Regions from separate parts of the Mus musculus genome. Here region 2 is linked to region 1. A link is a contact called in ENCODE Hi-C or POLR2A ChIA-PET data. All regions are on one chromosome and are shown on one strand. Each heading gives the region's core, a stretch centred on a gene start or an enhancer-like site at or near the end of the contact. The rest is flanking DNA. Distances are from core to core; before and after follow the strand shown.

Region 1 (5,388 bases), core at 2,096-4,595:
AGCAATCACGTGGGTCAGCAATGAACAAGGTGCCCATAGAAGCAGCAAGAAGATGAACAGGGACTACTTATCTAATCAAAACAGGGACAATGGCAGGTAGGAGAATTGGAGAGGGCCTGAAGGTTGAAGAATGGATGGTGGAAACAGGAGAATGAGCCCTGAGTGCTAAAAAGAAACTCATTAAGTATGAATAAAGTCAAAAGAAACTAGCAAAGTCAGACTACGGAAGGAGAAAGCAGTCTCCTTAAACGGACTTTAAATATCTGACATGACACTCAACAGGCACACACGCAGGCAAAACACTCGTGAACATAAAATGCAATTTAAAAATCAGCTTAGCAGTCAAGAGCCCTCGCTGCTCTTACAGAAAGAAGTGGAGCTCCATTTCCCACCCATGACAACCACCTGGAAGGAATCTGAACGTTCTTACTGAACACCCCACACCCTGTGGCACTCATGTGCATGCCTTCCTGCGCTGCCAAGGCCGACCTAGAGTGTCACCCCTAAGAAAGCTGTCCGCCTCTTTTGAGAAAGGTCTCTCACTGGGCTGGAGCTCACAGATTAGGCTAGGACGGCTGGCGGGAGGGCACCCTCCCGTCTGTCTCTCCCCAGCACTGATAGTATACGGACGTGATGAGCATTTACAGCAAGGCATTTTGACCACATGATCCTATAAATTGAATTCAGGTCTTCATGCCTGCAAGGCAAACATTTTACCAACTGAAGCATCTCCCCAGACTCATTTGCTCTCCCAGGACAGGGTCTTACTACATTATCTTGGCGGGCCCGGAATTCACAACGTTGAGCAGGCTATTTTCAAACTTTCAGCAATCCTCCTGTCTCAGAACCCACCAAGTTTCTGGGTTATAATAGGCTTATACCACCATACCTGGCACAACATAACTTTTTGATTGGATGGATAAGAATGATGTGTGATGTGTGTGTGTGTTTGTGGTGCTAAAGGAAGATGTAGGCAGGCATCTTGTTTTAAGGTCTCAGTCTTCCTAATGCTGCCACCCTTTAATAAATAGCCTCATGTTGTGGTGACCCCCCCAACCATACATTTTTAGGGAATTGCCAGCTTCGTCCACTCTGAAACTCAGTTGTATGCCTACTTTATGACTTGTTTGTTACTACTTTATTTTGTTGCTACTTTATAACTTAATTTTGCTACTGTTATGAATTATTATATAAACATCTGTGTCTGGATGGCCTTAGGCCACACTGGTGAGAGAACTTTCTACACCTAATGTTTTTGGGTTTTTTTGTTTTTTTAAAGATTTATTTATTTTATTTTATTATATGTGAGTACACTGTAGCTGTCTTCAGATGCACCGGAAGAGGGCGTCAGATCTCATTACGGGTAGTTGTGAGCCACCATTGGTTGCTAGGATTTGAACTCAGGACCTTCGGAAGAGCAGTCGGTGCTCTTAACCACTGAGCCATCTCTCCAGCCCTACCTAATGTTTTTGAGACAGTGTTTCTCACTGGACAGAAGCTCACTAAGCCAGTGAGATCCGAGGATTGCTCCTGTCAACATTCAAAAGGCCACAGTTAGAGGCACCCACAAGATACCTCCAGCTTTTCTGTGGGTGCTGGGCATCTGAACTCAGGATCTTAAGCTGCACAGCTAGCTTTCTTATCCACAACGCCTAGAGTTACTTTTCGCCTAAGCAACTACACTGGAATAAATAACTTTACGGAAACGCCTAAGCCAGGGCAAGGTACAAGATGAGAAGGGAGTATGTTTTGGTATTAAGATGTACTGGTAGTTGGGCATTGGTGGTGCACGCCTTTAATCCCAGCACTCGGGAGGCAGAGGCAGGCGGATTTCTGAGTTCAAGGCCAGCCTGGTCTACAGAGTGAGTGCCAGGATAGCCAGGGCTACAAAGAGAAACCCTGTCTCGAAACAAAACAAAACAAAAAAGACATACTGGCTGAAGTTAAGAACACGGGTTGCTTTTTCAAAGGGTCCACTTACAATCCCTAGCCCCGATTCAAGGGTCCACAATCGTCTATAATTCGACTTCCAGGGGATATTAATACCTATTCTAGGCTCTGAAGACACTAAATATACATGTAGATACATACAAATAGATGTGCATGTAGGCAAAACACTCACACACATAAATGTTTAAAAGATTTGTCTGGACCTCGCATAAGCTGGATTCTTAGTGTGCTCCTCTACCGCACCCCAAGAAAAAAAAGATAGCTAGGCCATTAAGAGTGTGCGCTTCAGCCGGGCGTGGTGGCGCATGCCTTTAATCCCAGCACTTGGGAGGCAGAGGCAGGTGGATTCGAGGCCAGCCTGGTCTACAAAGTGAGTTCCAGGACAGCCAGGGCTATAGAGAAACCCTGTCTCAAAAAAAAAAAAAAAAAAAAAAAAAAAAAAAAAAGAGTGTGCGCTTCATTCCAAAGGATCTGACTTTGGTTCCAGAGTCGGGCGGCTCACAACTGAGTGTAACTCCTTCACCTGGGGACCCGATACCCCCTTCTGTCCTCTTTGGCCACCTGAATGCACCGCCATACATACACAAAAATAATAAGGGGCTGGCGAGACGACTCAGCTCTACAACCACCTGTAACTCCAGTCCCAGAAGCCCTAGGCACACACATGATGTACAGAGACAGACAGACATTCAGGAAAAAACACTGATATACGTGCCATAAAATCTCTAAAAATAAAACTTTTGAAAAAGTTCTTAAAAGAGGACGATGGGTAGCTCCTGCAAAGAGGGAAAACACATTATCACATCAACTTTCTAACAAGCCGATCCCTTCCGAACCCAGAGGCGGACAATTGAGTTTCGGACGTGAAGGAAGCTGGCAATTCCCTAAAAACAATCTCCAATGTCCGGGTCGGCTTCCAGAACCAGCCGGTAGGTAGGTAGTACGCTCAGCCTGCGGGCTTCACGCGCCTGTTCCCGCGCTCCGAGGGGGCGGCGGCCCAGGACAGCAGCTATGCAGAACCGACACATGCGTGTTCCAGGCCGCCTGAGGGCCGGGGTCCTGATAACCCGAACTCCGGAGCCCACGGGCCGTGGGGACCTCGCGATCACGAGGCCCACGCCCTGGGGACCGTCCGGGAGAGTCTCGAGTGAGGTGTGAAGCGTGGAAACCACCCTCCTTTCGCCTCAGGCCGAATCGCTCACCGGACGGCAAGTAGTCCTCATCCTCGTCCGATGTGGAGAAGTCTTCGGAGTCGAATTCCTCCATGCTGCTGTCACTTGGGGCCTGCTACCCACACGACTGCGGCCACTGCCCCAAAATAGCGAAGCTAGATATAGGGCGAGACCATAGGGGTACAGGACCAGCAGCTAGGGCCGCCCTAGAGGCGAGCGCACATGCGCAGGCAGTGCCACGTGGTCAGAGACGACACTTCCGGCTGCTGCGATTGGTCAGTCTACACTCACCGGGCCCTTGTGGGATTCCGGACCCCCACCTCTCAGAAGCGATGCATGCTGGGGCTTGTAGTTTTCAACGGTACCGTGCGTCCTTAATGGAGAATGGCTTATCTGCGGAAATAGTACTTTCTCTTTATACTTGTCTTTTTATTTTGAAATTTGCTCACAAGCTAATATTTTTTCTAACTCTAAAATCAGAGATTAAAATGTCGCTCCCGGATATGCTCAGCGAGTAAAAACTGAAAGCTGAATAGATAGATGCTAAAGTTCCCATCAACTTTTGAGCAAGGCTGAGGCTCTGCCTTTTTGATTCAATTCTCTCGCTAGAATCGAATTCTTTAATGCAGTTTTTGTGCCTTTTCCCTGCATTTTTGTTTTTGTTTGTTTTTTTTTTTTTTCTGCCTAAAATTGCTCCCAAGAACACTACCGAAACTCTGTCTAATATTCTAAGCGCAAGAAGACTGCGACGCTCTTTCCTGAGAAACTCGGCCTGTTAAGTAAGCTACATTCAGGCCTGAGTTACAAGTACTGTTGGCAGTAAGTTCAGCATTAATGAATCAACAATCCGATAATCACTAAAAGACAAAAGGAAATCCGCTTATCTGTGAGGGAAGCCACTACACAAAGTGCTAGATTGACACTTTTGAAACAACGGGAAAGATGGATGGAAAAGCAGTTAAATTTGTGAGTATGTGAGGATTGGCGAGACGGCCCAAAGGTTAACAGTACTTGTTGCTTCTGCAGCAAAACTAGGTTTGGTTCCTAGCATCCCCAACATGGCGGTTCACTACCGCCCTGGTTCTGACCTCAATAGGCACCAGGCATGTATGTAGTACAGTGCAGCAAGCACCTTCACCCACTGAGCCATGCCCCTAGTCCCTCAGAAATCACCTTCTGCCGGGCGTGGTGGCGCACGCCTTTATATATATATATATATACACACATTTTTTTAAAACTGTGATGAGAATATAATGCATACTGTACTGAGAATAATCGAACTCTCGGAGCACATGAAGGAGGAAGATGAGGAAATCTTAGCAGAGAAATCCGTAGGAACAACCAATAGGAAATTTTAGCAGAGACATCGGGAGGACCAACCAATGCTCTGGATGAGTGGGTAAAACCTGGTGGGAGTTGACCAATGGGATGGCAATGGGAATCAGCCTAAGAGTTCACAGCCGTCAAAATATCAGTGTGGAATACATCTAAAGGGGGCTGGGGAAGGTGACGTAGAAGAATGTGACCCAATGCTTAATTGTGCCCTCAAATTTAAGCATGTCACCTCCTCTGGCCCTTATGCTGAGATGCTTAACAGAATGAGGCAGAAAGCCCTGTGTGGTGATGGCACACGATTTTAATTCCAACAATCAGGAGACAGAGACAGGGAGATCTCTGTGAGTTCAAGGCCAGCTTGATCTTCATAAAGTGTTCCAGGTCAGTCAACACTACATAGTAATACTCTTTTTTAGAGGGGCAGGGGTAGGATTTTTTGAGACAGGGTCTCTCTGTGCAGCTCTGGCTGTCCTGGAACTCACTATGTAAACCAGGCTGGCGGTGAACTGAAAGATCCGCCTGTCTCTGCCTCCTGAGTGTTGGGATTAAAGACTTGGGTTTGTGCCTCGCTGTGATACTCAATTTTTAAAAAATAATTAAAAAAGAAAAAAAAGAAAAGATAAAGGAATGAGGCAGGAAACAAAGCAGAAAAGAATGATGCAAATTTTCAGGCAGGACTGGGAGGGAGGGGAAAATGCTTACGTCATCACGTCATCTCCTCATCAAGCCGCGAGAACCGAACACCTGGGGTAGAACCGCTGGATGCTGACGTGTCTCGCTCTTCCTCTCCAGCAGAATAAGCACCACCTATGTGTCCCTTGGTTTTCAGGAAGCAAGCCAAAGTTGAGCAGGTTAGCCACAGTGGGCTAGCTGACCCTCTGCATCCTGCAGTACGGCCGAACATCGGCATCAAGTTTGGTTTTTTTGGTTT
Region 2 (5,388 bases), core at 2,037-4,536, 140 kb after region 1:
TCCTAAGCCACTGAGATTACAGGCTTGTGCCACCCGGTTACAGAAATCTTGCGTCTGCAACTCAGGGATGGAGATCTCTTATACCACGGCATCATAGTCATGCTCACGGTGACACATTTCCACAGCGGACGTGACACTGTCCTGGAATACAGGAGTGACGGCTAGGAGGACGGAAGGGACGTCAGCATTCTTGCTGATGCCGAAGGCCTGTTCATGGTTGCTTGCCGGCTTCCGAAGCTCCAAGGCTGCCCCTTCTCCCTACTAAGCCCGACTGCCTTCCAGATGTAGCGTGGGATGACTGAACTCAGGAACCTTTGGTTCAAACCTGAGAGCGCTGACTGCCTTTCAGAAGCACAAGCCTGGGGATTTCCGCCCCGATTTGGATTTCTTTTCCTTCTTTTCTCTTGAGGCAGAGAATTTACTATGCTGGTCTTGAACGTCTTTGCCACAGCGTCTAGTGTGGGGTTGACAGGGATGCACCACCATGTTCATGTTCAGCTCTGGATTCTCATTTTTTAAGAAAATGAATGGTCAGCTGGGTGGCGGTGCATACCTTTAATTCCAGTGCTAGGGAAGCAGAGGCAGGCGGATGATCTCCGTGGGTTCGAGGCCAGCCTGGTCTATAGAGTTCCAGGACAGCCAGGGCTACACAGAGAATCCCTGTCGCAAAAAAACAACAACAACAAAACGAAGCCAAAGAACGGTCTTCGGATCCTGAGGACAGTCAGTGGTGAATGAAGGGTCAGCCACTCTAAGCAGCATGGCCCCATTTCCTTGACAAGGTCAGTATGGACTTAGCACAGAGACTACTGTTTAGAGCCCAGTCTTTGCTTACCGCTCTCTCGCATCTTGGACTGGCCTATGCATTTTGTTCCTGTTCCCATTGAGACAACTTCCTTTGTCACTGAGAGGAAAAAACAAAACAAAACAAACAAAGCATTAATTAAGCGAGTGGACTCTCAGAGGCTGAACACTTCCTAGTGTTTCGGTTTAATAAGTCCACATTCCTCCGTTCTCTGGAGGATTCTCACAGATGGAGTCAACGGGACTGCAGTTCCCTTGGGGTGGTTTGTCGCCACCAGAAGTACTGCGCCACCTGGTGGGCAAAATGGGGAAAACACCTAACATAGTTCCCATAACCCAGTAAGTTGCAATGGTTGCTGACAGGGAGAAAGAAAGGGGCTCTCACCTTGCACTTCCTTCTCAGGGATGTCACAAGCTTGGTTAGCTGAAGCCTGAATCTTCACCACAGCTGCCAGCAAGGTCCACTCACGATTTGGCTCAGGCTTCCCCTGCTTGGGCAGTCTGACGTTATAGTGTGCATAGCACAGCTGAGCGATCTCATCCGCGGTCCACATAGGTGGAGCTGGAGCTGAGGCCACTATAGAAAGCCAAATCTATCAGAACAGAAAGGAGAAACAGCGTAGTAAGATAGAACCTCACTCCAACACTCCAGCCATCTCTAGTGAAGCCCCACGGTGCTCAGACTAAGGTTGTTTTTTTTTTTTTTTTTTCTTATTAACCTCCCTCCCTTCCCATCTTTAATGAAGAGTGAAGCCCAGGGGCCGGGCGTGGTGGTGCACGCCTTTAATCCCAGCACTGGGGAGGCAGAGGCAGGTGGATTTCTGAGTTCGAGGCCAGCCTGGTCTACAAAGTGAGTTCCAGGACAGCCAGGGCTACACAGAGAAACCCTGTCTCAACAAACAAAACAAAACAAAAAACAACAAAAAAAGAGTGAAGCCCAGAAGACAAGCTATTTCTTCAAGATCAACACAAATGATAAGTTAATGAATGTGGCCATTCTATGTTTTACACTGTCCTCTCAGATTTCAGCTTGCTTTGGGCATGTTAGCACCTTACAAGGTTTCTTTTGAGACAAATGTTCTTTTCCTCCGTTTCTAATCTACCTCACTCCAGCAAATTTCCAAAGTCTCTCACTGAAAGCTCTCACAGCAGCTGTGTTTAAGGGTGTGGGCATGGAGTTATACTTTCTAGGTTTCAATCTCAGTTTTAATACAGATGAACTGTGTGATTCCTGGGTAATTAGTTTTCACATCTGTTAAAACATGACTAATAGTATTTAACATTTTTTTTTCTAGACAGGGCTTTTCTGTGTAACAGTCCTGGCTGTCCTAGGACTTGCTCTGTAGACCTGGGTGCCCTGGAACGCACAGAGATCACCTGCCTCTGCCTCCTTTGTGCTAGGATTAAAGGCACGTGCCACCTAGCTAGTATTTAACATCTCTTATAAATACTTAAAAAGGCAAATGTCTATATACTGTGATTAGCATTCAGAAGATACAACATTTGGTGATCTGGGAAATTTGTATTGGTGGCAGAAGAGAAGCAATGTAACGGGCACACCAAGCCACTTCCATACAACCTAACAGAACATTATGCAGATCAGATCTGAAAGAGGCCTACAGTTGGCAGAAGAAATTCTCTCACTCTTGGCTGTTAGCGCTCACTGGATATAGCTCGACTTCAGTCGATTATATAAAAAGCTCCGTAGATGAGCTCACGCGATGGCTAGAGATGGCAGAGCATTTGTAGAATAAACAACAGAATTGTTTTTTTTGTTAGTTTGTTTTTTTTCTGAGCTCTGATGCGATGTTTTGGCAAGGTATTTCTAAGACTTCTGCAAAATGCAGGCACATTTTGCAGTAAATGGTAATGACTATTCTGGCAGGGGCTGACAGAGATTGTAACTTTCAAGTCTAACGCAGAGAAGTCTTGTATTTCTAGAAGGAATCCCAGAATCCTGTTAGTTCCTGATAGGCATCACAGAAGTTTATTTTATGAAGGTAGCCATCTGCCATTAAATTCGAGGTACACATTAGAACTACAAAACAAGGGGACGAAGCGGTCCAAACTACATCACGTCATTCACGCAGTTGTCGAACGTTTCGATATTTTGGGTCCGCTGTAATTCATCTCTACAACCCCAGGGCTCCTTCATACGAAGCAGCTCACAACAGGTATTGCTTTGGCTAAAAATAACAGTGCAAAGGTTGAAAAAACAAACAAACACTTCTTTTCCCACCCTTCCTACCGCAGGGCTGGAGAGCCTAGCAGGGCTGAGACCCCTCCCCGTGGGAGCAGTGGACACAGGTCCTCACAGTCTCCCCCCACCGCCCTCCCCTCGGCCAACTGTGTAGAGCTAACCCCGAGACGCCGATCCGGAGTCCCTCACACCCTATTATCCACGCGCCGCAACCTCCACGCGATGCCCCTCTACCGCCACGCTCGTTTAACCAGGTTGCGCAGCGGAAGTGACGCCCTAGAGGGCCGCTCCGGTCAAGCTCTGCCCGCAAAGCACGCTGGTCTTTGTAGTCTGTGGGAACGGTGCAAAGGGGAGGAAGCCGCCTCCGCAGCAAAGACCGACTTAGCTCGCATCTCATCAAAATTTTGAACAGAACTATAAGCAGATCCTCTGACAGTTTCTCACCTCAGTCATGGGCTTGGATGACCTGGCCCTCACTCATTTCTCTCATAACCCATTGTTATTCTTCAAATCGTTTCTTTTTTTTTTTTTTTTTTTTTCGAGACAGGGTTTCTCTGTGTAGCCCTGGCTGTCCTGGAACTTACTCTGTAGACCAGGCTGGCCTCGAACTCAGAAATCCACCTGCCTCTGCCTCCGGAGTGCTGGGATTAAAGGCATGAGCCACCACTGCCCGGCTCTTCAAATACAGTCTTATGGACATATATGCATGTATATATTTTAAAAGATTTATGTGCGTGTGCCTGTATCAATTGTCAATTTGTGCACATATGTGCATGCAAATGCCCAAGGCAGCTAGAAAAGGGTATTGGGAACTGGATCACGGTTGCAAGCTGCCTGACACACGGGTGCTGGGTACTGAAGCCTGGTCCTCTGTAAGAGCATCAATCCCTTGCAGCACTGAGCCATGTCTCCTGTACTGCAGTCTAAGTCTGCCTCCAGCCAAAAGGAACCTGCACTGGATCTGGTCTGGTTCTCCCTCAACTCTGCACTCAAGCCCTAAAGAAAATAAAAGGGATTTTTATGGAAGAAGTGACTTGACTTTTGTTCTCTGGTTGTTTCCAGTATTTCAGCACAATGGCTCATACTGAATAGACAGACATTAATATACATTTATTAGAGATTCTGACTGCAGGTGGGGCCGAGAAGTTGGCTTAGGAGTTAAGAGCACACCCTGCTCCCATGGGGCTGACCTTCGTTTTTCAGCCTCCGTGCTGGGCAGCTTACAGTGCCTGTAACTCTGGCTCTAAGGGACCCAACATCTCTGGCCTCAGGGCACCTGCACTCTAAATGCACACACACACACACACACACACACACACAATTGATAATAAAAATAAATCTTAAAAAGAATACAATGACAGAGCTCTAATTAGACCACTCATCAGACCAGCAGCCCGGGGGAGAAAAAGTAACACTGCATGGGTAAAGAGAGAAATGATTTATTTGGTAACGAGGAATAAAAAGAACTTCTTTAGTTCTTCTCTCTTGTGGAGGTTGGACTGCAGTGGCCAGATGGACGGCGCCACACAGGAATCGCTCCCTCAGACCAGATCTGCTGAGATGCAGACACCATAGTTGCATGTGCCTTCTAGACAGAGGGGCTGGCCTCTGTGCTCTCTGGGGTTTCAGTGGTCGCTGCAGTTTCCTTCTTGTCCTCTGGCTTCATGGCAGGAAACAGAAGTACTTCCTAGAGAAGAGGAAAGAGAAGCACTTCCTGAGAAGAGCAGAGCATCTGCCGAGGTTCAGAAGCACCAGGAGCCGGGCTCAGTGGAACTCAGGAGGCGGGGGCAGGCAGACCTCTGCGACCCGACTTCAAGGCCAGCCTGGTCTCCATATGGTTAAGTTCCAGGACAACCAGACTATGTAGTAAGACCCCGCCTTTCAATAACAGGGCACTATGGATTTTTCTCCCCACTATCCTACTTTTGCTGTTGCCTGATGTTACAAAATCTAGAAGTACGCATCCAGACAAGGACACAGAACCTGCTAGGGTCCCATGCCAAAAGAACGTAAAATTGAGTTCCCGGTGCTAGAGATGGCTCAGCCATTAAGAGCACTTGTTCTTGCAGAGGGCCGAGATGTGGTTCCCAGCAGATACATGGTGGCTCATAGCCATGTGTAGCTTGTTTTAGGGGATCTGACATCTCTTCTGGCCTCTGCAAGCACAAGGGATGCTTTTGGTGTAAATGAGCCACATGTATTTTTTTGTTTTACAAGTGACCCTCAGCTGAGTGGTGATGGCGCACGCCTTTAATCCCAGCAATCAGAAGGCAGAAGCAGGGGGATCTCGCATTTCGAAGTCAGCTTGGTCTACAGAGTAAGTTCCAGAGCAGCCAGGGCTACAAAGAGAAACCCTATGTGGAAAAACAAACAAACAAAAAAAA

What was found. Hi-C counts contacts between places; a loop is a spot of excess contacts on that map. ChIA-PET counts read pairs that join two places held with the same protein, here RNA polymerase II (POLR2A).
Region 2: POLR2A ChIA-PET joins it to region 1 with 12 read pairs in embryonic stem cell. The contact joins the promoter of Adat1 here to the promoter of Cfdp1 in region 1. A Hi-C loop is called at or near these places in 1 of 37 maps with a recorded cell type or tissue (T-helper 2 cell). POLR2A ChIA-PET finds 5 or more read pairs at or near these places in 1 of 5 experiments (embryonic stem cell).

The regions. Positions count from the first base shown.
Region 1 is chr8:111,850,992-111,856,379 of GRCm38, forward strand. It overlaps Cfdp1 (craniofacial development protein 1), which reads right to left and starts at 3,346. Exons shown (of 7, transcript NM_011801.2): 1 at 3,153-3,346. The coding sequence starts at 3,216.
Region 2 is chr8:111,989,016-111,994,403 of GRCm38, forward strand. It overlaps Adat1 (adenosine deaminase, tRNA-specific 1), which reads right to left and starts at 3,287. Exons shown (of 10, transcript NM_013925.5): 1 at 3,166-3,287; 2 at 1,190-1,397; 3 at 836-904. The coding sequence starts at 1,358. It overlaps Kars (lysyl-tRNA synthetase), which reads right to left. Exons shown (of 14, transcript NM_053092.3): 14 at 4,424-4,691. The coding sequence ends at 4,593.